Linked DNA regions of Homo sapiens: region 2 is linked to region 1. Evidence: chromatin loops called from intact Hi-C (ENCODE). Cell type or tissue: GM12878. All regions are shown on one strand.

Region 1 (8,000 bases):
GCAAAAGTTGGAAAGGACAGTAGAGTAAGATGTGACATCTTAAACTTGCTGAATAAAAACACCCAAATATAACAAGTTATCTTTAAATTCATGATGATATATTGTATTTGGACATTCAGGCAGTTCTACTACCTGAGTATATCTAGTTAGTAAATTTTTTCCCCATGCTCCAAACAACAGTTTCACACCCCTTTCTCTCAAACTCTCCATCCCGTTTCTACCCAGTCCCCGCAGATAACTTTGACTCATACACGAATGAGAAAAGAGAAGCCGTCAAGAGCCACACCTGCATGCCTACTCTGTCTCTTGTTAGCATGGGTGAGCATGCCCAGCTGCAGTCATGGACTGGCCCATCCATCTGGCCTCTGCAAGCCATTCCTCTGTATCCTCAGGGGTTTCATCTTGTGAATACTCTCTCTCTCCCCGACATCATCATTGTCTTCCTCTCTCCCAATTATTCCCTCACATTAACATGGTCTACAACTTCCAGCAGGAAAGACAATGTTCCCTCATCAGTATAGTTTAATTTTTTTTCTTTTCTTTTTTCTTTTTTTTTGGGGGAGTGGGGACAGAGTCATGCTCTGTCATACCAGGCTAATCAGTATTGGCACAATCAGGGTTCACTGCAGCCTCAGCCTCCTGGGCTCATGTGATCCTCCTACCTCAGCTTCCCAAGTAGCTGGGACTACAGGCACGTGCCCCCAAGCCCCACTAATTTTCGTACTTTCTGTAGAGACAAGGTTTCACCATGTTGCCCAGGCTGGTCTCAAACTCTTGGACTCAAGTGGACAATATCCCCTTATATACCCCATCATACCACCCCATTTATCTGCTCCTCAGCAAAACTGCTTAAGGGAATTCTGTATGGCAGGTCCCCACTTCCCCAGGTTGCCTCCCCTCTGCCCACTCCACATGAACTTTCATTGCCCCCACTCCTCCATGCCTGCCTCTTCAATGTCACCAGTGACCTCCACTTCGCCAAATGCTGTAGTCACTTCTTGGGCCTCATTTTACTTTACTTATTGGCAGCAGTCAACAGAGTTGACACCCCCTCTTTCTCTAACCATTTTTCTCTCTTGGCTTCAGGCATGACTCTCTTGGTTTTCCTGCTTCTCACTGGTTCCCTCTGTTTGCTGCTCCTCCTCACTTTGGGCCTCAAGTGGCCCTTTCCTCCTTCTCTCTCCATCATTCTTCCTAAAGGATTTCATCAGTGCTGTGGCTTTAAATACCATCTCTTCACCCCTGAGCCCACTCTGAAATTCTAGACTCCTGCAGCCTATTCCATGTTAACATCTTCCCCATATAAGCATCTTAGATTAAGTATGAACAAAACAGAACTCATAATCATTTAAATGCTTTTTTCTCATTAGCAGTAATTGGCCCTTGTATCTTAATTTCTTCATTTCTCAAGCCAAAAATTTGTCATCCTTGGTTTCTCTCTTTACCTTATTACCCTCCTTACACTCAAATGCTCAGAAAGACCTGAATATTCTATCTGCAAAATGTATCTTAAATGTGTCTGCTTTTTCTATTACCTGTAATAATCTTGTTAGTAATGACACAATATTTATGAAGTGCTCTCAATATGCTAGGGAAGAAGAAAGAGGGAGAGAGAAAAGAAGAAGAAAGGTGATGTCTGAGAGGTGAGTTTTGAGAAACTGAAAGAGAAACCTGGAGGAAAAAAAAAGATACGAGGCCGGAGAGAAAAGCGGTGTAAATAGAGCTTGAACTTTGTCCGTAGAGATATGGGGAGTTATGGAATGGTTTCTGCAGTGATATAAAATTACTTATTTATAGCTGATTCATATAAATAATTTTGTTCAAATCCCTTTTTCATAGACAGTATAAAATTAAACCTTAGGTTAGCAGGGCCAAATGCTGGCAGGGCCTGAATCTTATACTCAGTTAATTGGATTGTACATAGTGCACTTCCTACTGCTTCTTAATTTCAAAAGAATGTGCTTTAATCCCAGAAAAATCTTATTGAAAACATATCTTTTGATCCGAAGTTCATAAGGGCTGTTTTCACGTTTTATAGTCCATAAAGTAATTAGTTCAGGAAGAACTGATTACTTAAAACTCTTTTCTTTTTTAAGAGCAGAATATTATCAACAAATAATTTCTCTAAAAGTTTCCTCATCATTTTCAAAAGCCAAATCTTCTACTGAATTTTTCGTATGGAATAATCTGATTATATTTTGATATTTTGGTCATTAAGAAATTCTGCCAATATTTGTTCTTGAAGGTGTTCTTAGCTTAATTTTATATTTTCTTTTACTCTTTAATCTAGAATGCATTTGTAGAGTCAATGATCCTCAGAAACACATTGGAAATTTGTTTAAAATGGAGATTCTTGACGTCACCCTCGGATTCTGATTTATGAGTCAGGTGTAGACCTGGGAAGGTTTAACAAGCTTGCAGCTGATTCTAATGCAGGTGGTCTGAGAGGACCACACCAAAACACCCTGCCTTACTCCCCCAACCCTGTGTTTTCTGTCTAAACACTCCCCAATAGCTTTCAATTCCTTTGGGGCCCATAATTTTTAATTAAAATGCCCATTTGTCTATAGAGTATTAGAAAAATATTAAGACCCTAACTATAAGTAGATTTTCTTAAATCCAGGGAATTATTATGTTCCAGATGTTGGTACTAATAATGGCTAACCTCGGCCGCTGATCCATCTTTTGTTTGATTTTTATAATATATGGGGAAGCATAATTTTGTATATATCTAAACCTCTTTAGAAATATGGTTCAATTGCATATGATCTGTCATAAGGGAATTTATATCTCACGAAGTTAAGCGCATAAACAAAACAAGACCAAACACACACACACACACACACACACACACACACACACACATTTTCATTCAGAAATCCTTGGTTCTAAACCAGTCTCTAATCAACATGCCAAAAACCCTTGTTTCAAATCACTTTACTCCTCTGTGCTTTGGGATTTCTATTTAAATGGGGTAAGTATTTAATCCTGTATATAGTTACAAAGCCCAGGGAGAACCTCAGATCAAAGACAAAATTGAAAGAAAGCTTTAGTAGGCCAGAGACATTGGAGTACCAAGGATATAATTGTGAGGTTTTCCTGCTAGAAAACATCCTCTGAAATGAACTTATAAGTTAACAAATCACCCTTCGCCTGTGTTTGGGGGCAGATGTTAGGCAGAGTCAGGATTTGTTTCCATTCGGTCACTTTTCTAAAGAATACAAATCCATCCACCTATTCTTTAATGGTCCTAAATAGCTAACAATGGACAGACAACTCCCTTCCCTTCCTTGCCCAGTTTCCGAGTCAAGGCGCGCAGTGTTCAGTGTATGACCTGAAGCCTTCTGGAAAGTGGTGATTGGTTAGGGTACTCGCCAGTTTGGCCTTACTTTGAACATCCCAAATTTATTTCCTTCCCCATTTCAAATATTCCGAAATGAAAGACATTAGGAGCACGTATTCTGGTTAAATACGGTGATTGAAAATACGAATGAATGCCACTCCATCATGAAATTTCACTAAATGACAATGAGTCAGCAAATAAGGGGCATAAATATACAAGTTAAAGAGAACAACAGGTAAGAGATTATTTGTCAAGAGCCTGTAACTCATTTATTTATTCAACAAATATTTACTGAGCACCTCCTCTGCAAGCAACACAGAATTCAAAACAATTAAATATGTATTACATATACAGCATATATGTTTACATATAAACAATATATAACATATATAAAGTTACTGGCAGAGTAATATTTTCTTGGATAGTCACAGATGTATTAAGAAACAGGCTTGTTTCAAATTTGCTTTTTTAATAACCATATTTCTTTAACATATTCTTTTTCATCTTTTACCATTTCTGACATCAGATTGTGTCTTTAACATGGTCTGATTTTTCTTTTGTTGTAAACTTATTAAACCCATAGAGTCTTATAATTGATGATACCATAAAATAAAGGAAAAGCTTGGAAATTAACCAGCAGAAATTTCAGAAAGGACCCCTTAGGTTTCTTTTTTTTTTTTTTTTTCTTCTGAGACAAAGTCTCACTCTGTCACCCAGGCTGGAGTGTGCAGTGGTGAGATCTCAGCTAACTTTCATCAGTAATGAAACCAGCAGGTGTTCTGCTCCCCAAAAACTTTGTCCACTGTCTCCAGACACTCAGAGCCACATGCTTAACTGTGGCTCATGGGTTAATGCATGTCTGAACTTTTTCAGGGTGGAAACTCCCTTTTTTCTTTAGTGTCTAACCCAATGCCCAACATGACATAAGTGCTCAGTAAATATTCAGACAATCCACGTATGAATGTGGTTGAGCATCTGTGAGTGGTCTCACCTCCACCCTACATGTGTTACTATGGTCAACCACTTCATCTCTGTGGGTCTCTGCTTGCTCAGCTATAAATTATTTGGGATCAGCTCAGCCATAGATTCCCTCCAACTCTAATTATCTCTGAGTAAATGAAGTCATGAAAATATGGGAAACTGAGGCAGGAGAATAGGGTCTAGAGGCAGGGAACCTAGGGCTGATTCACAATTAATTCCTAGAACTAAATCAAAAGGAAAACCCCCAACTTGCCATGCCCAACTATCAAAAGGACCAGAGGCTACTCCCTTTACAACCCCCCAACTTTTTCCGCATGGCAGATGAAATATTGAAAGTACCTCTGATTGGTCCCCTTCTGCAACCAATCAGGTTGGTCATGGGTCAAGTCTTCATTTGCATAGGAGTATAACTTTGTATATACTCTATTTTATCCCCTCCCACAAGCAATCAGACTGATCATGGGCCACCACTTCATTTACATAGGGTGTACACCAAGTAAGCAATGGGAAACCTCTAGAGGGTATTTAAGTCCCAGAAAATTGTGTAACTGGGCTCCTGAGCCACTTGCTCAGGTCTGCTCCCACCCTGTGGAGTATGCTTTCATTTTCAATAAATCTCTGCCTGTGTTGCTTCATTCTTTCCTTGCTTTATTTGCACATTTTGTCCAATTCTTTGTCCAAGACACCAAGAACCTGGACACCCTCTACCGGTAACAAAACTACAGTGATTTTAGAGGGTTTGTTTGAAGTGTGTATTGCTCATGAAGGTAATGCCTTTGATGATAACATTTGCTAAACACCACGTAAAGGAAGGGAGGCATTTCCACACTTTGGGTCTCCTCCCATCTCTATCCCCAAGCCTTAAAATTTCTGCTTAAATGGGAGTCGAAGGAACCCAACAATACTCAGTTGTGTCACTTAAAGGCTGTGCAACATCGGGAAGCTTTCTGTATGTCTTACAGCTAGTTCATATCACAAGCCAGCCGTTTCATCATGCAAAAGTCTAAAACAACTTACACCTACTTTCTAACATTCTTACGGAAAAACCAATACTGTTGAACAGAGGTGGACAAATTATAGCTCCTGGCCAAATCTGGCCCACTTCCTGTTTTAATAAATGCAGTTTTATTGGAACACAGCCACACCCTTTTATTTCCCATATTATCTATGGTTAGTTTTCTGCTGCAATGGTGGAGTGAAATAGTTGCAACAGAGACCATGTGACCTCCAAAACCTGAAATATTTACTATCTGGCCCTTTACAGAAAAAAAGTTTGTGACCCCAGCCCTAGAAGAAAAGTAATCAAAAATCACAATGGCAGTATTAGTGGTGAAGATAATGGATTCTGCTTCAGTTAAACAGTGTAACTGAGCTTATGATTTTTCTTTTCCTTCTTTTTTTTTTTTTTTTTTGAGATGGAGTTTTGCTCTTGTTGCCCAGGCTGGAGTGCAATGGCGCGATCTTGGCTTACCGCAACCTCCACCTCCTGGGTTCAAGCGATTCCTGCCTCAGCCCCCTGAGTAGCTGGGATTACAGGCATGCTCCACCATGCCCAGCTAATTTTGGATGTTTGTAGAGATGGGGTTTCTCCATGTTGGTCAGGCTGGTCTTGAACTCCTGATCTCAGGTAATCCACCTGCCTCGGCCTCCCAAAGTGCTGGTATTACAGGCGTGAGCCACCGCACCCAGCCGTGATTTTTCTATTACCTAGGTCCTTTTGTTGGCTACACACCATGACTGCTTCTGTTTGGGAGTTGAGAACATCTGGTAGGTTAAATTGGCAATATTTGACTGATTTGACCTACAATATGTGGTCAACTTCATGTGACTCAACCTAATACTTTGGCTTCCTTCAGTGTGTTCAGTTTCAATTCCCCGCTCCCTTTGTAGTCTTCCAGCTACCTCAGTGATTCTTAATCTTAGCTGTGTATTAGAATCATCTGAAGAACTTAAAAAAAAAAAAATCAATGCCCAGGTCACACCCAGGACCAAGTGAAGCCGAATCTCAAGGGGGAGAAACCAAGCCCTTGGTAATTTTGGAAAGCACCCCAGGTGATTCTGAAGTGCAGTAAGGCTTGAGAACTATGGAACTACCAAGAGCTTTTGGCAATACGCATGTGCTAGGTGCTATAGACTCCTTCCAATTGGAGAAAAGAATGTGGACAATTGTAATAAATAATTGGGGCAAGCCGGCATAGTGGTTCTCAAACATTAGCATGCAACCAATCACCTGGTGGGCTTGTGAAAACACAGATTTTTGGTGCCAACCCCTCAGTTTCTGATTCTGTAGGTCTGGGTTGAGGCCCGAGCCTTTGTAATTCTAACAAATTCCCGGGTGACGTTGATACCATTGGTCCAGGACCCACACTTTGAAAACCACTGTACCATTACCATCTTCCGTGGGCCCAGTGCCTAGCTCATAGTAAGTCCTTTGTATGTGTTTGCTGAACAGATAATGGAATTCTGGCGGAGTCTATGCTGGCAATTCGTCTGTGTTAGATGCTAGGATATAGCAGTGAACAAGACAAACAGTATCTGTCCTCATGGAACATACACTCTAGAGAGAAATACATGACCTCAAGAGTGGGTATGAATGCTGCAAAAGGGAAGCATGGAATACTGTAGTGGCCCATAGAAATCACTGAGCCCAGGGCTTCCTAGCCTTCTGAAAATCCCTCTTTTAAATAGCATTTTGCCAAGGTCTATCATCACTAGGTCAACTGGAAAACAGGGAGAGAATGCTCACTTGGAAAGATTGTTGAGTTGTGTGGGGGCAGGAAGACAGAGAGAGAGAGAGAGAAAGCACGTGCACTGCTTGATAAATAAAAAGAAGAGTAAAAAGTGAGCCTCACCAGGAGTCAGATTTAGGTTCCTACTTTGTTCTTATTGCCACTGGCTATAAACATAGGCCTATTTAATCAATTATGAAATTAGATTGCCTCTAATATATCTATAGTCCTCATAATTCCCAAGAGGAAGGCTATGGAGGTGTGAGTGAAGATTATATAGCTCTTTCCTCTGCCCCCCTCACATACATACAGTGTCCAGAGTGCTAGCCCATCTTAGAATTAGAGGTCTCCACTTCCAGTTATTTGAGCTACTTAAGATTGCAAAGACCCAAGACACATTCAGACTCAGGTGGTCTCAGCTAATGGGGCCTTTCTGTAAGGACACAAAGAGAAGTGTGGGAGAAACAAAAAGGGTTTCAGCAGCAACAATATTCAGGCCTTGAGCTGGTAGGTTGGTTAGCTGGGATACTGCGGTGATTCTGATGGCACAATTTCCCCTTTAATCTTCATTTCCATGGCTCAGTTGCTGTTCCCTCTGCCCACGCAGGTCTACAGGCCCACTAAGAGCACCCCCTGTCTCTCAAAATGGTTACAGCCTCATATTATCTTCATAACCAATAGGATGACAGGATTGTTTTTGATCTGGGCTTAATTTTTGAATTTTTTTTTTTTTTCTTGAGACAGAGTCTCACTCTGTCACCCAGGCTGGAATGCAGTGGTGCAATCTCAGCTCACTGCAAGCTCTGCCTCTCAGGTTCAAGCGATTCTCCTGCCTCAGCCTCCTGAGTAGCTGGGATTACAGGCATGTGCCACCACACCTGGCTAATTTTTGATTTTTAGTAGAGACGGGGTTTCACCATGCTGGCCAGGCTGGTCTTGAACTCCTG
Region 2 (8,000 bases), 200 kb after region 1:
AATGAGACAGCATCTACCAGCATCTGGCAAATTCATTAGCTGGATATAAAAATTGAATCAACTATCTGCAAATTCCCTGCAGTACATGCTATTCTGCTCTTGTTGGTTCCTATTCCATTATCAATCATCACACAGAATGTTATCCAACTGAAAATGTGTCATACATACCCTGCTACAGAGAATAGCTACAATTTCCCGACTGCAGCCTAGTTCATGAACTCTAATAACACAGGCATTACTCAGAGATATGGCGGGTTTGGTTTCAGACTACTGCAATAAAGCATATATCTCAATAAAGAAAGTCATATGTTTTTAATTTTCTAGTGCTTATAAAAGTTATGTTTACACTATATTGTAGTCTATTAAGTGTAGCATTATGTCTAAAAAATCAATGCATTTACCTTAAAAACTATTTTATTGCTAAAAAATGCTAACAATCATCTATGTCTTCAGTTAATCATAATCTTTTTGCTGATGGAAGGTCTTGCTTTAATGTTAATAAAGGGTCTGCTGACTGATAAATGGGGTGGTTGCTGAAGGCTGGGGTGGCTGTGGCAATTTACACAACAATGAAATTTGCTGCACTGATTGGCTCTTACTTTCACAAAAGATTTCTCTGTAGCATGTGATGCTATTTGATAGCATTTTACCCACAGAAATTGTGTCCTCTCAAACCTTGCCATTGCTCTACCAACTAAATATATGGAATTTCCTAAATCTTTGTTGTCATCTCAACAATGTTCACAGCGTCTTCACCAGGAGTAGATTCTCTCAAGAATCTACTTTCTTTGCTCATCCATAAAAAACAACTCATCCATTCTAGTTTAATCATGAGATTGCAGTAATTCATTCATATCTTCAGGCTCTACTTCTAATTCTAGTTCTCTTGCTATTTTCACCAAATCTGCAGTCACTTCCTTCATTGAAGTCTTGAAGCCCTCAGAGTCATCCATGGGGGTTGGAATACACTTCTTCCAAACTTCTGTTAGTGTCCATATTTTGACTTCCTCTTATGAATCATGAATGTTCTTACTGGCATTTAGAAAGGTGAATCCTTTCCAGGTTTTCAAGGTACTTTGCCCAGCTTCATCAGAGGAATCACTATCTATGTCAGCTATGGACTTACGAAATGTATTTCTTAAATACTAAGACGTGAAAGTCAAAATTACTCCTTGATCCATGTCTTCTCCTCTTTAGCTATGAAACTACTGGAGGGCATCTTCCTCCATTAGAAAGCTGCTTCATCTCCATTGAAAATCTGTGGTTTACTGTAGCCACCTTCATCAATGATCTCAGCTAGATCTTCTGGATAACTTGCTACAGCTTCTAGATCATCACTTGTTGCTTCACCTTGCACTTTAATGTTATGGAGACGGTTACCTTCCTTAAACCTCATGAATGAGCCGCTGCTAGTTTCAAACTTTTCTCTTGCAGCTACCTCACCTCTCACAGCCTTCACAGACTTTAAGAGAGTTAGAGGCCTTGCTCTAGATTAGGCTCTGGCATAAGGGGGTACTGTGGCTGGTTTCATCTTTTATCCAGATCACTAAAACTTTGTCCATATCAGCAATAAGGCTGTTTTACTTTCCTGTCATTTGTGTGTTCACTGATGAAGAACTTTTACTTCGCATTCACAACTTGGCTAACTATACGGCACAAAAGTCTTAGCCTTTGCCCTATCTCAGCTTTCCCCATGCCTTCCTCACTGACCTCAATCACTTCTACCTTTTTATTTATAATGAGAAATGTACAATTCTTCCTTTCACTTGAATACTTAAAAGGCCACTGCAGGGTTATTAACTGGCTTAATTTCAATACTGTGTCTCAGAGAATAGGGAGGCCTGAAGAGAGGGAGAGAAATGGGAGAACGGCTGGTGGGTGGGGCAGTCAGAACACTGAAAACATTTATCAATTAAGTTCGCCATCTTATATGGGTACAGTTTGTGGTGCCCCAAAGCAATTACAATGTAACATCAAAAAGCACTCACCGCAGATCACCATAACAGACATAATAATGAAAAGGTTTGAAATATTTTGAGAGCTACGAAAATGTGACAGAGAGACACCAAGTGAGCACACAATGTTGGAAAAATGGCGCCCACAGACTGGCTTAACATAGAATTGCCACAAACCTTCAATTTGTAGAAAACGCAATATCTATGAAGCACAATAAAGCAAACACCAGTAAAACGAGGTATGCCTGTATTTATGCTTCATGCCTCATTTTATAGTTTCATTTTATCCTTTGATAAAAATATTGATATAAAATAGAATATATGCTATTCTAATTTTACAAGCAGAACAAAACAAGTGCAGAAAGGTAAATTATTTGATCAGGGTCAAATACAGAGTGGTAGTATTTTGTCTAGAATGCCAGCGCTCTCTTACTCCAGTCTTTGTTGTTGTCTATTTTACATCATATCATTCATGCATTAGTGCAATTAAAAACACCACTGTAAACATTAAAAAAAATGTCTTAAAGAGGAAGTCAGGGCTCTGGTTTATGCTCAAAACTATCAAGTTAAGTTTTCCATATGTCTTGAGTTCTTGAATGATATAAACTTTCATATCAAAGTACCTATTATGTGAATAATATTAAAATAGGTACTTCAGCATATAACCAAGAAACAGGTAGTTTTGGCATGTCTTAAAATGTGGCATTTCTATCTTTTAATTTCTCCTACCAGGCTAAAAATAAATATTTAAAATTCTGCCCTACTATTAGGTATATTTTAATGACATAATCTTGTATAAGTATGAGAATTATGTTATCTGAATGTGCTTTTGAACTATTCATAAGTATTACAAATGAATGCCATATAGAACGTAGAAAACAAATGTATTTCTACATTTGTAGATGTATCGTATGTACATCGTATTGCAAATGAATACATACAAATAGCTATCTCCAATATAGAAAACCACTACATCGTATCTATATTGTACAGAAAACTGTGGATATTAAATTTATTTCTACTAGACATTATCTGATTTCAAAAATATTGTAAAAGGAGTTATATTAAAATTTAATGAGGCCAGGCATGGTGGCTCACGCCTGTAATCCCAGCACTTTGGGAGGCCAAGGTGGGCAGATCACTTGAGACCAGGCCTAGGATTGTCTCAAACATGGCAAAACCCTGTTTCTACAAAAAATACACACACGAAATTAGTCGAGTATCCTGTGGTCCCAGCTACTCGGGAGGCTGAGGTGGGAGGACTGCTTGAACCCAGGAGGTTGAGGCCGCAGTGAGCTGTGATTGTGCTACTGCACTCCAGCTTGGGTGACAGAGCAGAGACTGTGTCTCAAGAAAAAAAAAAAATTAGTGCTATATACTAAAGAATATTTGTATTTTAAACTATATTGAGAACATAATGGCTTATTACATCATAATTATGTTACTCCTCAAAGTTTTATTTTTATGTATGTATGTATGTATGTATGTATGTATGTATGTATACATGTATGTATGTAGAGATGAGGTCTCACTATGTTGCTCAGGCTGGTCTCAAACTCCTGGCCTCAAGCGATCCTCCTGCCTCAGCCTCCCAAAGTGTTGAGATTACAAGTGTGAGCCACCACACCCAGCCACCCCCCACATTTTTAAGGGAGTGAACTATTAATAATACTAGATAAGCAAACTTCCTTTCTTAAGGGGTTCTCCTAAATGTTGAAATTGAAAACCAACAACACATTTTACCATAGGAATATTTAGCTACTTTTTAAATTTACTTCATGATCAGGAAATGCAAAGACTAAATAAGTGCCTAAGACAGATAGCTTAATGCACTGAGAACATGGACTCTGGAGTCAGCTTAGACAAAATGGTGGCTTTACACCAACTGTGTTACTTTAGGAAAATTATTGTTTTCTCTGTGCCTCCGTTTCATCATCTGCAAAATGAGGATAATAATGGGACCTACAATGAAGAGTTTTAGAAGGATGGTATGAGATAATATATGTAAAATGCTCATAAGATTGGTAGACACAGTAAATGCTTGATAAATGTTAGCTACTACTACCACTGTTATTAGCCCCAAATTTACTGATGATGCCTCTCAGCATATATTTTTATAAAATTTAAGGAAAAAATGCTATTCTATAGGATTTGTAATTGTTAATGCCAACATTTATTCATTTATTGCATATTAGTAACATGCCAGGTACTATGTTAGACATATGGCATTCTAAATATCACACGCTTCTAGGCAGTGAGCAACTTAAATAACAAATTTTATAGGAAACTAAAGGTACATGTTGCCCTGAACTCTGGTAAAGTGTGCCACAATATAAAAAATAAGTTTGTCAACAATGACAACGTAGGCTATCATTAATTAATATGAATTGTGTTAATAAAATCATGTCAGTAGTAGAAACTGCTTTTTGGTTTAAATTTCTTTTAGAAATGTAATCAACTACTTAGGAAGTACAAAGGACTAGAAAAAAGAATGGTAATCTGAGTCTGATTCCTGTGTTTCATAACACAGCTCAACTTGACACACAATAGGTGCTTAATAAAGATTTGTCTTGTCTAAGATACTATGACTATGTGTCCTCTGAACCAGAGTTGATACTCTGTTATTAACTCTGGTTAATATACTCTGGTTAATAAACTCAGTATTAACTCTGGTTCAGAGGAGACATTGCCACCTAGCGAAAAATCAGCCTCATTACCTAGAATTATCAGACAATGCTGAGAACTTCTCAAATTAGACTTGACTCCACTGACTTGACTCCACTGAAAACACTACATGCATATTTATTATGTGTCAGTATTCAGGGTAGGTACTAGTAGGAAAAAGATGAACAAGCTTCCATCTTTGCTTCTTACAACGTATAGAAAATACAAGGAAACCACATACTCCACAGAGAAACATAGAAAAAACTGTACTGTAGAAAAAACAAGGTTTGATTATTAGACATTTAGAAACTAGTATTTCAAGAAATTTGCTGAAAAGGAAATTTAGTGTAGCAAATAAGAGCATGGACTCCAGGAGCAAACTGCATTGATTTAAAGCCATGGCTCCTGTAAAGCGAGGATAACAGCCCCTATGTCATAAGATTATTGCAGAAACTTAAATATATGTAAGGTAAAATGCTTAAAACAGAACCAGGAACAAACAAAATGCTATGTAAGTATTTACTAAAATTATTATTAAATCTAGAACAATATCCTAGAGACTGAGGTGAATATTGATTAATAACAACACATTAACTGAAGTCTAGCTTCATAAATTTAATTCAGTAGAAGCCGTTTCTCTGACTAGTACTCTGTTATTATGGGAATCCTAAAAGTACATTATTTGTGGTACTCTGTGACTAAATTTTGTATTACTGGATGATTAACCCTTTCAACATCAGGCAAATAAAACTGCCTTCTGAAAGTAAAAATCATATTTCTTACCAAAAAAAGCAAAAAGTCAGTAGAATGAAAGACCCAAAAGACCACAACCTGAACATATGTTTACCAGGGAAAGATGCTTGCTAACTCTTCACAGATTTTGCTAGAACTGAAAGATGGATGATACATTTAGTTACCACTGTGGTCTCATTCACAACTTGTTTAGCTTATAAAAAAAAATAAGCTTGCTCCATTTTCCTGGAAAATTATCTGATAATTTTTTTTAAACACCACTTAAAAATCCCTTAAGTCTTTTGTGTTTTTTGAATTTTATACTATTAAAATATTTATGTAAAGCCATATGTAAACTTTATTTTCAACCAAAAAATTATGAGCAAAATATTCCTGTATTAAAAAATAAAACATAAGACAAAACTCTAATAGGTTGGTAATAAATATTATACTTTTCTTATGGATCTATACCATTCACAAGAACTCTGCTCAATCTTAGATGGCTTAAGATTACTTAACTTCTTCCTAAGCTTCCTCTTTTTAAAAATAGCAACGAGTTGGGAAAATGTGTTGAAACATTTTTTAGTTTTAATTTGTTTGTAAAGGTGTGTTTGCATATCAAAAATTGTGTTTGTGATATATTGCACAAATAATTTAAATTTAATGTGTCTACTATTTGAATATTTAGATTTCTAAAATGCTCATGGAAATCCTTCCTCTTGCACATTAAGATAGTGTGGAAATAACATTATGTTTTTAATTTTATGCATTTATATTCTAATAAATTGACCTGGAAAGAAACATACTTTAATAAATAAAAGACTGACCAACAGAGTAAAAGAGAGGAGAAAAAACTCTTCAACTGCTTTCCATATAGAGATGCTTATTAGCATATTAAAACAGAAATTCTTACATATAGTCAAGCATATATTGGTTGGATGGGCATAACAACCCATTTTATCTTTTGTTTCAATATTGTGCTTATCAATTTACCTAGTACTTTCACAGTCATGGTCTCATAGTATCTTCACAAATACCTCTCTTAGGTAGGACAGGTATTAGTACTGTAGTACCTTTTCATAGATAAGAAAATGGAGCTTCAGGAAGGCAAGAAGCTTGTGCAAGGTCACTAGAGTAACAGAATGGAGCCTAAACCCCATTTTTTTAGACTCCTAAAATGCTTAGCTCTTTCTCCTACTAGGCCTCTAGAATGGACTTCTTTGCTTACTGCCTAAAAACCAAACTGGCAAACCTAACTATCCTGGGCTACTCTGATGATAAAATCCTGTCAGTGACAAAAAATAAATTGCTTTAAGAAAAGATAGAGTGCAACTTTAATGTGTATGTGTAGTGAAAATTTCAAAGGCATAAAAAGCAAATTAGAAATTGAATGAAGACTACTGTAAAACCTCTTAAGAGTCTGAGGAAATAACTGTGCTGCCTATTTCCTGTATAACAGTTCCAAATATAAAGTACTTTGGTATAACTCTTCATTTATGTGAAGATTTAGAGTGGGTACAAAGAGAGAACTGTTTCAGGATACATGGTGAAACTAGACACCAGATTTGGACATTGAATGATTTGAGGAATCCATCTATTTTTTCCTATAATCAGGCAGTGTTTATCTTTGCTAATGTCTGCTTGTAATAGTAAATGGTACTGTGTTGCTTGGCAATTCTACCATTACTAACAGTGTTCTATAAATCTGAGTATGCATTGCAGAAATGATTTCTTCTCTATAAAATTCTTTAAAATAAGATTACATTTTGACTTTACACATTATTTTCTAGCATAATTTACCCTGGAAGGCATAATATAATCCACACTGTGATCAAGAACTTCAGATTTCTAACTTAATTGCCTAATTACTTAGTATTTATCACAACCATTAATCAATTCAATCTATATTAACTTAATACACTTAACTTTCCATAAGCAAATCAAAGAAACTAACAAAGACTTTTCATTTTTGTACAATACTATATGAAGAAAATAGAAATGCAATTTTGAGAATGACAGCACTAATAGTATAATATAGAAGAGTGGAATCCTAATTTCAGGATAGAAATTAAAGAAATATATGAAAACCAGCATATATCCAAAGAATTCTTAGAATACCATACTGTCCCTGAAAAATAATGTATCCACACTTTTTATTTCCTTATTATTTCTCAGAATGATAGAATAGTGTAATTGCGGACACGAAAGACATTAGATTTCTAATTCCAGGTGATGTTTTCACTGATGTGATTTTCCCCCTACTTTTTATGTTAAGAAACTCTCAAAACTACAATTTATTAAAACTATGTGCTTTAGTAACAACACAGGATAAAATATTAACTCAACAGTCAACTGAAAACATCAAAGATCTGTATTCCCTAAGTTTTATTTACCTTTTAAATTTAGTTAACATATTCCAAATAATTTTTAGGTGAATTCTATTTACTTAAATTGATTTACAAAGAAACTTGTGGCTAGCTTTCTGTGATTCCAACATAAGGGCACAATTATTATGTGTACTTTTGTCAACATTTGAATTCCAGACAGATTCCTGGTTTAGTCTAAATGTAAAGGTTACTCTAAAAATTCTTTACTTATCAAGTGGTAGACTTACCATGGAAATCGTAAATATACAGAAGAATTGGCTCA

Evidence for each region. A loop is a pair of places that touch in the nucleus more often than their neighbours do. Peaks named below come from ENCODE experiments on the same cell type or tissue, not always from the same donor. Only the 100,000 strongest peaks of a DNase experiment are listed, where the experiment ranks them.
Region 2: a loop joins it to region 1, with 3.0 times the contacts of the local background. A loop is called at or near these places in 3 of 110 quality-filtered maps.

Annotation. Positions count from the first base shown.
Region 1 is chr6:135,222,549-135,230,548 of GRCh38, forward strand. The region is part of intron 1 of LOC105378011 (a long non-coding RNA gene); the gene reads right to left. Among named protein-coding and RNA genes, the nearest start is that of MIR548A2, 13 kb to the right of the region's middle. In GM12878, no CTCF peak of the experiment used is centred here; DNase peaks (open chromatin) are centred at 4,223 and 6,193; H3K4me3 peaks cover 269 bases; H3K27ac peaks cover 255 bases.
Region 2 is chr6:135,419,202-135,427,201 of GRCh38, forward strand. It overlaps AHI1 (Abelson helper integration site 1), which reads right to left. Exons shown (of 29, transcript NM_001134831.2): 20 at 7,966-8,000. Among named protein-coding and RNA genes, the nearest start is that of AHI1, 75 kb to the right of the region's middle. RefSeq lists a silencer at 6,736-6,936. In GM12878, a CTCF peak has its summit at 4,647 (motif pointing left); a DNase peak (open chromatin) is centred at 4,620.